2 separate regions of the Homo sapiens genome follow, and region 2 is linked to region 1. A link is an interaction called in ENCODE POLR2A ChIA-PET data of the cell type or tissue named here. Cell type or tissue: PC-9. All regions are shown on one strand. Links, peaks and the distances in the headings refer to the core of each region. The heading gives the core; the rest is flanking DNA. Region 1 overlaps LOC124903248 (translation initiation factor IF-2-like). Region 2 has its middle 200 kb from the start of LINC00443.

The links. ChIA-PET counts read pairs that join two places held together with the same protein. Peaks named below come from ENCODE experiments on the same cell type or tissue, not always from the same donor. Only the 100,000 strongest peaks of a DNase experiment are listed, where the experiment ranks them.
Region 2: POLR2A ChIA-PET joins it to region 1 with 7 read pairs; 4 of 35 experiments call an interaction of 5 or more read pairs at or near these places.

The regions. Positions count from the first base shown.
Region 1 is chr13:106,904,076-106,909,461 of GRCh38, reverse strand. It overlaps LOC124903248 (translation initiation factor IF-2-like), which reads left to right. Exons shown (of 2, transcript XR_007063941.1): 2 at 2,739-5,386. Among named protein-coding and RNA genes, the nearest start is that of LINC00443, 250 kb to the right of the region's middle. In PC-9, for the core only: no CTCF peak of the experiment used is centred there; no DNase peak of the experiment used is centred there.
Region 2 is chr13:106,848,681-106,854,066 of GRCh38, reverse strand. No RefSeq gene overlaps it. Among named protein-coding and RNA genes, the nearest start is that of LINC00443, 200 kb to the right of the region's middle. In PC-9, for the core only: no CTCF peak of the experiment used is centred there; a DNase peak (open chromatin) is centred at 2,596.

The DNA of each region.
Region 1 (5,386 bases), core at 215-5,214:
GAATTAGAGTTACATAGGAGACCCTGAGAAGCATGCATGTAGTCAGGGAGAGGGATTGTGAAAATATCTAATTGTTATCCAATAACAATTTACAAGCAATTGTGTGCAGTAGGTACAGAGCACAGTCATGTTATCATGGAAGGTTACAGCCAGGGAATTTTTCCATAAATGCCTGATGTATTAAAAGATGTTTACAGAAAGTCAAGGTGAAGCGGCATGCCAAGGGAAGATGAAGCACAGAGGAAGAGGGCTGCGCTGTGTTCAGTGTCCCGGCCTTGCTTAGTTGGTGAAGGAAAAAGTCCTAAGAGGTAGGAGGGAGGTAGGAGACAAGATGGGGGAAATAGATCCCATCAAACTTGGGTGACCTTGTGTATCAAGCAGGAAAGAGGGACTTCATTTTTAGGCAATAGACTCACTGAAGGGTTGAAATAGGGAAGCATTTCAGCTCTGGGTTTCAGACGGATCATGCTGATGGCAATGCACAGGGGAGGCTGGGAGGAAGCACATCTCTGAAGTTAGCAAGACACATCGGGAGCCTTTCTGTCTCCAGATGGAGATGTTCGGGCTCTGAAGTAAAAGATATTTCTGGAGTTCCACTCTTGACATTATAATAAGAAGAGCTACAAATTATTAATCCCTTTCTAGATGCCAACTGCTTTACCCAAATCATCTCATTGCTTCCTCATAATGTCAGATGAGTTGGATACCATCGTGTCTGTATAACAGATGTGAACTTCTGTCTGCAGCTCAGAAGGTAAACAACTTGCCAGCTCCAGGTGGGTCTTAGTCCTGAGCGTGGACTGAAACCTAAGTTTTTGTGTCTCTAAAACTCACCTTCTTTACACACACATGGGCTTGAGAGGATTTTTTCCTGAAAACCTATACAACTGTAAAGTAATCTGAAAATCTGTACCTAAATTTACTTTGGTGAGGATAGCAGCCCATGTCTCTTCCCATAACTTCCATCTTTGTCTCAGGCCAGACCACAAACCATTTATTTCTAAAATAGTATCTGGAGTTGACCCTTTCTACAGCACTTCAAGTTTAGATTTCTCTCCTAGACTGGAGCTTCCAAAGGGCAGAATGTTCTGTATGTCTTAAACTTCAGTTCTTTGCAAGTGCCTGGCACACAGGACACTCAATTATTGGTTCAGTGAATAAAAGGCTTTGTAACCCTGCAAGAGGACATTTGGAATGGCCACATTACAGCTAAAGTCATGGTTTTAACTCCGAAGAGTTAGCAGGTCCTCACCAAAGAACAGACTTTCCCGGGAGGATCACAGGTAGACGCTTCATTTGAGTGACCTGAACTACCAAGTTTTAACTAGTTGGTGAGAAATAAACAAACAAGCACAGCTCTTTACTCACTAATCTTTTGCACATAATATAATAAATAGGATATAAATAAAAGAAGCCTCCATAAAAATTCATTTAAAGACTATAATTGTTTAAATGCTTTTTTCAGCCTTGGCATATAACTAGAGTATAACTCTAGCATGTAGCTTCATGAAATCATCACCATTTTCCCTATCCTTTCCTAGAAAGCAACTTCCTAACCTGTTGTGAAGTCGGATTTAAAGGTTCCATCCCTTCCAGGGCTCACTGCGTCTCAGGACCTTCAGCCATGGGACAATGGGCCACCTTGTCACCGTAGGCCTTCTAGGGTCTCATATCTGCCAAGGTTTTCTCCTCCATATCAGCCACCCTAGGTCCACTCAGCTATTGAGGCCGCTTGCACTAATTAAATGGTAGACCTTGCAGTGTTCCTCTCCTTATCGTTCTAGAATGTTTTTTCTCTTCTCTCTGATCTCTTGGCTTCCACTCTCTACCAGGGACCCAAACAGGCAGGAAGCAATTACAGTAATAAGAAACCAGCCTGTCTTTTATCTCCCAGTCTGGAAAGACCCTCCACTCTTGCTGCATCAAGGCGTTTTCTTCACTTGCTGTTGTTTTTTTTTTCTTTCTTTCTTTTTTCTTTTTGAGACAACTCCTTCCAAGTTTCACTCTCTTTCCTGATCAAATCTTTGTTTTACAAACAATGGCTTATTAACTCCCTTAATCTTCAGATTTTTCCATCCTCAGTGACAGAAGCGCTATCATTTTACACAAAACATACGTTTTTAAAACCAAAGCTGACAAGAATTTAACGCACATATTTTAATGATTTTCTCCCCTAATCATTTGACGTAGCTCTTGTGTAAATAAGATTTCCACCCTCCACCCAATAAAGCAGGTGCATTTAAAACGACTTCAACTGCATTTTCAAATATATTTTCCAACTGACTGATAGAGGGGAATCAGTATCACCCAAATAAAACTCCTAGAGCCCTCAGTAGGAAGACTGTCCTTTCCAGAAGGCTGCCTGCTCACCTTAGTCCTCCCCAAGAAGCTACATTGTAAACTGAGCAGCAAGAGCACAGCAAGAAGTCACAGCTTTTCTCTGTGTCTGTCCCCACAGACAAAATAGATGCAAGAGGGAAAAAGGTGATGTAAATAATGACTGATGATGACAAAGAAAGAAAACCCATTGGAGAAAGAAACCCCAAATCTTGCTGTCCTCCTAAGAACATGATTCATCACGTCTGGGGCACACTCTTGCCAGTTCCCTACACAAAAGCATGATTGTTGAGCCCTTTACCTGCTACCCAGGCCACATTTCAAACACTGTGGGGTCTGGTGAGTAGGGTTTATGCCGAGGGACTGTAAATTCCCTGCAGCTCATGATATCATCCATTTAGGAACACTTCTGACTGCAGTATCTGCACTGAGTCAAGAGAAACTGCATCTGCAGGACCTAGAGAAGCACCCGCGCTCTGTGCCCCGCCGCCTGCTCCCTGCTGCCGCGCTGCTTTCGGAGAATCCCTTCCCTGAATGGCGGCGGACTCCCAGAAATGCCTGGAGAAACCATTTTCCGTCTACCTCACAGAGCAGCAAGAATTAATGTCCTTATTAACCACATGCCAGTGATTACTGCGATACCATGTTAAAAGCATGGCACTGGAAATCAGAAAAGCAGTGTTTTCAGTTCTGTTACTCATTCCTGCTTGCATGTTAAAATCCTTTAGAAAACTCTAAAAAGAAATAGCCCTGGGCCACCTCTAGAGACTAATTCAGTTCATCTAAGGTGAGTCCTGAGCATGGCCATCATTTAAATATGTATACATGAAAGCATTTTGTAAAGTATATATCACTAAATAAGTATTTTATTATTATAATTACTAATTCAAAATACGTATTGAAAGATAATGTGTTGACTTATCAACTCCTGTTTCTTTCTTTAACCTATTGCCATTTTCCTCTCCACTGCAACAAATTAGTAAGGACGTGTGTCTCCTTGCTCTGTGTGTGTGTGTGTGCGTGCAGGCGTGCGCACACACACCCTTACGCATGGCACGAAACAGAAGTTTCCAGGAATTCAGAAGCCTCTCCCATCCAGGCTACTTGGAAAAGGCTCAACTCATAGGGGAGGAGGAAGATAGAACTATGTTGTGGAGGCTTTGAAGTCAGGTGTCCGGATTCAGGAAGAAGGGAGTTGTGCTTAGAGGGGGCAAAGTGGAGAAGCAATTCCTCCCGCGTCTGTCTGTTATTGTCTGGGAGCTGCAGTGCTGGTCTGCTCCTGGTCCGCTGCTGCCCGCCTGTAAGGAAGAGGCCCAGCCTGTGGGCTGGAGGCTGCAAGAATCCAAGTCTGAGAATTACAGTCGTGGGTGCTTGCTCAGCTGGTCAGTGGGGCAACAGAATGCACTGCCTCAAGGTCCGTGCCCACTTAATTGTGATTTTAGGATTCAATATTCTATGAGTTGAGGGGCTCTTGGAGATTTATCTGAATTGGAGAAATGAATGATAGGATTTTTTAAACTACACAACTCTGATATTGCACAATAACAATTCAGAGCTGATACTCATTTAGCAAGTTTACACAGACCTGTTATGTATCAAGTAGCTACTATATTAGTTTCTAGGGATATCCTTCAAACTCAACAGTTAGGGACAATCGTGACAAAAATAGTCATAACATGAATATATTTGTCCTCCCCATCAGCAAGGGTAGGGCTCAAATGAAATAGTATGTTTGAAGGAAAAATGCATAATGTCATCAGAGTGAATAAGTAGCCATGGTTGTGACAGTCAGATGGAGACACAAGAGCTGGGCAGAATCCAATTCAATAACTTAATAGCTGTAAGATGAGTATGAAAAAAAAATCAGAATGAAACTAAACAGCAATTGCCTTCATTGATTCTAAACGAGGGGTAAAATAGCCCAAGTGGAAGTTGCAGGCTCAAATTAGAGCTCTGAATCAGGGGAGCTGAAGACAAATCAAAGTGCAATCCAACCCACTTGTAGTGTTTGGACTTGGGGCCCAGTTTGACCTAGAGACAATCAACGAAATTCAGTCTGTCTTTCATGGTTTTGAGAAAAACTGCCCTGGATTTCCACTCCGGATCTCATACCCCCGCCAAAATTTCTGAATGCACAAACTCAGCTCATTAATGATGCAACCTGAATTACTTGGGATAAAAAAATTGTTTCCGTAAAGGATAAATAGGTGACTATAAATAACCCAGGAGGCTTAAAATTAGGTATATTGATGGCATAAATAGTATGAAGACTTTCGTGTTGAGAATAATAATCTGTAGATATATATATTTTTTGGAGATGGAGTCTTATTCTGTCACCCAGGCTGGAGTGCAGTGGTGCGATGTCAGCTCACTGCAACCTCCACCTCCTGAGTTTAAGCAATTCTTGAGTCTCAGCCTCTCAAGTAGCTGGGACTACAGGCACGAGCCACCACACCTGGCTAATTTTTTGTATTTTTAGTAGAGACAAGGTTTTGCCATGTTGACCAGGCCAGCCTCGAACTCCCGACCTCAAGTGATCTGCCCGCCTTGGCCTCCCAAAGTGCTAGGATTACAGGTGTGAGCCACCTCGCCCGGCCTTATTTGGTATTTTAAATAATGATAATGTTTAAAAGGATTTTGCATCCTAGAGAATCTAAAAGATTCGCCTTGGGATTACACTTTTAAAAGTGTAAATGAGGAATTGGCTTAGATTTGTAATTTTAGGTTGAAAGTTAAAAGAAATTTTACGAAGTTTGTAAATAACATTCAAATATTTAAAACCAGCTAAAATCACCGTATTTTCTGAAATAATTATTGAATTTGTCTATTTTTATTGTAGTATCTTTGATGTCTTTAGCCCATAATGTATAAAAAATATTTGGCATTAAGGGGGAAAAAAAAACAAAACATTTCCAAAATCAGATGGGAATAGCCATATCCCTTCTCTAAGTAATTTTTACTGCTCTTTTCTAAACTCTTCTAAAGTTTTAGGCCCAAAATGGAACTTAAGAAATGCCATTTAGACTAATTATCTAACCATATACGTGAA
Region 2 (5,386 bases), core at 150-5,149, 55 kb after region 1:
GTCATGCTAAGTTCTCCAGGAGGTAAGAGGATGAGTGTGAAACAGCATGCTGGATTGCACTAGGTGTCACCGCACTTAGGTACTGAATAACTGTGTGCTGAAGAAAGTAAAAATAATTTATATGTCATTCTCTCCTAGAGTAAAGCATAGATCCCTCTTTTCACCAAAGGCAGGTGATCACTCCCTCCTGCTCAATGTGTGGTTGGAAATACATGTAGGACAAGAAGAGAAAGGCATGGACAAATAAGGTCTTATGGTATATAATCCACACAATGACTCTATAAGATAAAGCTACTTTATTTTATGAAGTTGAAAACTGAGTATCTATATGAAGAGACTTTCCTGTTTTGCCAAAATTTTCTAATGAACAGAAATGTGTGTCTGGCAGCAGTCTGGATGGTTCAGTGGCTGAAGTGTGTTCAATCTCAAATTTATACTCTCATCCCTTTTCTCATTGTATACGATAAAGCCAGACACTAACTGTACTGTATCTCATTTTATGTATTAATAAAATTGCAGCATGTTGTGAGGTTTAATTAGATAATAAAGCACTTGAAGACCCCTCCTTGATAAGACTGTAAGTGAATCATATTGCTAATTTAGTAATCATCATATACAGTGACAAATTTCCCCTAATATGTTCAGAGACACTTTTAAAACCCCAGACAATCACATCAGCTTTGGGTATGTTAAAAAACAAGAACTGTTGAGGACCTTCATCTTGGGATGGATGAACTATGTCGTGCTCACTCTCCTTTTTAAATTTCTATTTATACCTCCTCTTCATTTAAATGTTTAATTAGTAAGAAACACTTCCATGCATTATAATTAAATGCAAGCACAGATTCTTCACCACAAGAGAGTCATTTTCCATTCAGTTTATACAAAGTTTTGTTTTGTCCCTGAATGAATCAATATGAAAATTAAGCTCGTTGTCTGAAAGCCTTAAAAAGAAGTATCACTGTCATAATACAAGGAAGATTCAAATGAATTAAAAGTCTCAAAGCATATCCTTTTAGAATAATTGCATGCTATATTCTTGCAGCCCTTAAAGGTAGCTTTCCCAGAGAAAAGAAAAGTGAACAAAGGAGGCCTTTCGTTCCAGTTCATCTTCTTTAGGAGCTGGAACCTTTTCACAGTTGAAGCACAATTTTTCACTTTTAATTGGTTAGCTTGTAATGGGAAGATTGTGGGACAAAAAGCAATCCTTGTTCTGATTAGTGATGGAGGGGACCTGTGAGCGTTGGGAGGTTTGGAGGTAATGAACAGAATAAAAGACCTCACGTTGACGTGTTTATTGGGATCTTCTCCAAACATTCTGACCCTTTCGGAGCTGCAGAATTTGGCTAGAAATCCTCTACATAAGAATGTGCTGAATCTAGGAAATTCTCATTTTATCTCTTCAGTCCTCATTCTGGTCTTCGTGTTCCAAAGTTCCTGTGAAATGTATACATGTCTGTGCATGTGTCAATGTCTGCTTGCATCTGTGGTAAAGAGAATGACAATTATCCCTTAAATTCCTTTTATGTTGAAAATCGTGCTTGATGTAACATCTACCGAATTTTTTTTATCTTAGTACTGGCTTGAGAGCCAAGGCTAGAAATACAACGAGATGTAGAAGCTTTTCTCCTGATACCTCTGTTCTTGTGTTAGCACCTCACTGTTTCCACTTTAGCCAGTACCCTAAGTTAAAGATATTCCAGCATTAGTAGGGTAACTATAGTTTATAATAATCTGTTTTGTATGTTTCACAATAGCCAGAATAATTCTAATGGTTCTAGCATAAAGAAAAATGTTTGCAATGATGAATATCTGAAGTACATTGATTTGATCTTTACAAATTATATGAATGTATTAAAATATCACATGTACTCCATAACTACGTACATCTATTATGCATGGATTAAAAAAAAAAAAAAAGAAGATATCCAACATTAAATAGGCTCCTTTCCCCTACCTTAAAATATATAATGGGCATGAGTTGAAACTGCACTGGATATAGGACGGCTCATATTTGCCCAAAATGCTTGTTCATTTTGTTTTGGCATGATTGTGTGCTACCCACTCTTTTTGTTCAAAGAAGAACAGATAATTCCAGGGTTTTCTGTGTACAAACTGCACCATATTTAAACAGAGACAGATGGTGTCTTAATTATTGTGGTGTCCAGAAGCTAATATGTATGAATCTGTCCACCAGCATTTAAATGGGAGTGGTCCTTCTCTAATGACAGGGGGAAAGACAATGGAAATCACCATACCGTTAGAAAAGGGAACCACAAGCCCACCAACTGCATTGATGCCATATCGGTTTATGTTCACGTGAACTAGGAAGTTGAAGTAGAGTCCATGGATATGGGTTATGTTGAAAAGAAATTTATAAATAGATATATAGATAGATACTTTTTTCTCCAATAATTTGTTACACTCTATTGCCCCAAATGCTCACACCATGATCCGATAGAGACAGTCAAATAATTTTCTAAAACGCTCACTTAACATTTTATTGGTGACTTTAACTCTGCCATTTGTGTCTGAAGCATCAACGGGTTTACTTAACAAGAAGATCTGCATAGCCATGAGATACCCAGGAGAGCTGACTCATCTGCTGATGTGGCAGCAATGAATCAAATGCACTTCCGTAAGGAAGGCAGGATAAAAACCCTTTCCTTCACTCCCAGATGGTGACATCTGATTGAAGAATCTTTTGCTGACAACTGTGGCCAGCAAAGTGCTCTTCTCTTGACTACTTCTGAAGTATAGTGCAGCTCAACTACGATTTCCAGGCATCAATGTCCCTAACCCCAGCTCTGATCAGCTGCTCAGCACAATAATAGACATTTGTGAACATGTGTTCTCAGGCCAGAAGACATTCACCTTTGCACTCCCAGGAGAGGTCCTCTGCCCTTCCCTGCCTTGTGTCTAACTCAGCTCACACACTGCCTCTTGGTGAAGTCAGAGAGTTGGCGCTTCTCTAACCCTTGGAGTCTAAGCATAGTTAGACTCCTCTCTCTGGGGTATAATTACTTGTTTGAGAGAGGGACTTTTTAAAGTCATGTTTAAAAATTACTATGATACACATAAGCGTCAACTGGCATAGTCAATTGTGAAATACATGTTTCAGAAAAGGATGAGGAAACAAGAAATAAAAAGTTATTAATAGTAAAATTAGTTTGTGAAAAAAAATATGGAAAACAGAATGTATGCATTCTCTCCAACACATGAGACACTTTTTCATTTCAGACAGAAAAAAATGGCACTGTTAGGGTGGAGAAAGATGGCAGATGGGTTGTATATTAGGTCGCTCTAGCATTGCTATGAAGAAATGCCTGAGGCTGGCGATTTATTTTTATTTATTTATTTTTGAGATGGAGTCTTACTCTGTTGCCCAGGCTGGAGTGCAATGGCACGATCTTGGCTCAATACAACCTCCGCCTCCCAGGTTCAAGTGATTCTCCTGCCTCAGCCTCCCCAGTAGCTGGGATTATAGGTGCGCACAACCATGTCCAGCTAATTTTTGTATTTTTAGTAGAGACAGGGTTTCATCATGTTGGCCAGGTTGGTATGGAACTCCTGACTTTGTGATCCACCTGCTTCATCCTCTCAAAGTACTGGGATTACAGGCATGAGCCACTGCTCCCGGCCTAGGCTGGTAATTTATAAGAAAAGAGATTTAATTGGTTCATGGTTCTATAGGTTGTACAGGAAGCAAAGTGGCATCTGCTTCTGGGGAGGCCTCAGTAAGCTTCCAATCACGCAGGTGAAGCAGGAGTAGGCACATCACATGGCGAAAGCAGGAGCAAGAGACAGTGAGTGTGGGGAGGGAGGTGTCACCCTTGTAAATGACCAGATCTTGCAAAAACTATCGTGAAGACAGCAGTGTGGGGTAGGAGGTGTCACACTTTTAAATGACCAGCTCTCGCAAGAACTCACTATCGTGAAGTTGGCACCAAGCCACGAGGGATCATCTCCCAATATCCAAACCAGGCCCCTACCAGGCCCTACCTCTGGCAGTGGGGATAAGAGTTCAAAATGAAACTTGGGTGGGACAAACATCCAAACTCAATCAGATTGTAACCCCTTATTAAGGTCACATCCCCAGTAGAGTGACACAATCTCAGCATACTATGAGCTCCATGACACGACGCATTCAGAAGGACATACTCATGCTTCTGCGGTTGTCTTTCCAAAAATGTACAACCTCAATCTAATCATGAAAACTCACACAAACTCAAATCGAGAGACTTTCTACAAATATAACTGACTTTCAAGTGTCTAGGTCATAAAAGAAAGGCAGACTAAGGAACCCTAATTGACCAGAGGTGAGCAAGGTATGACAACTAAGTGCAAAGAGGGATTGTAGAGTGAAGAGAGACCCTTTCAGAGGAAGCTGCCAAAGTCTGAGTAAAGCCTGTAGGTTACTTAATAGCAACAGAGCAGTGTTGCTAGCATTAGAAAAACTGAGTGAAAGATATGCAGGGACTCTGTACTGTTTTTACAATTTTTCTGTAGGTCTAGAGTTATTTCAAAAGAAAAAAAATAGAATAATACAAATGCTCCTTGACTTACAATACTGTTATATCCCAGTAAACCCATCCTAAGTTGAAAATATGATCAATCCAAGATGCATTTAATACACCTAACCGACCAAACATCACAGTTTAGTCTAGCCTACCTTAAATGTGCTCAGAACACTTACCTTAGCCTACAGTTCAGCAAAATTATCTAACACAAAGCCTGTTAGAGTGTTGAATATCTCATGTAATGTATTAATTACTATGCTGAAAGTAAAAGATGAAATGGTCATATGGTAATTCAAAGTATGGTTTCTACTGGATGTATATTGCTTTCCCACCACCCTAAGTCAAACCATTGTTAAGTTAGAGACCATTAGTAATTAAGTTTTATTGATCACTGTGTGCTAAACACTATTCTAACTCATATATATGTAATCTCATATAAATGCTTTCATTTACTCTTTGGAAAGTCCGAAAAGGTAGGGAATACTATTACCCTCATTTTAGAAATGCAGAAACTGTGGCATGAAGAGATTAGGTAACTTGCTCCAGTGAAGAGATTAGGCAAGGCCAGAGCCAGGATTGGGACCCAAGGCATCTAGATCTGAAGATCATCTGACTTCCCCCAGGTTTCTTTACTGACTTTTAATATGAATCAAGTTAACTGTAATCCCTTAAGAAGCATGTTCAAGAAATAATTTAGGTTCCCACATAGCCAGAAATGGAAAGATATGGTTGAAATGAAAGCTTACCTAGAAGAGCATAAGAAACTCTGCAGGTACTGATGTGGCTTCTTCAGCCTCTGGTACAGAAGAACGTGTGCATTGCTGAAGAGGGGAATATTTTCCTATACCACTCAGTGGTGCTTGTGA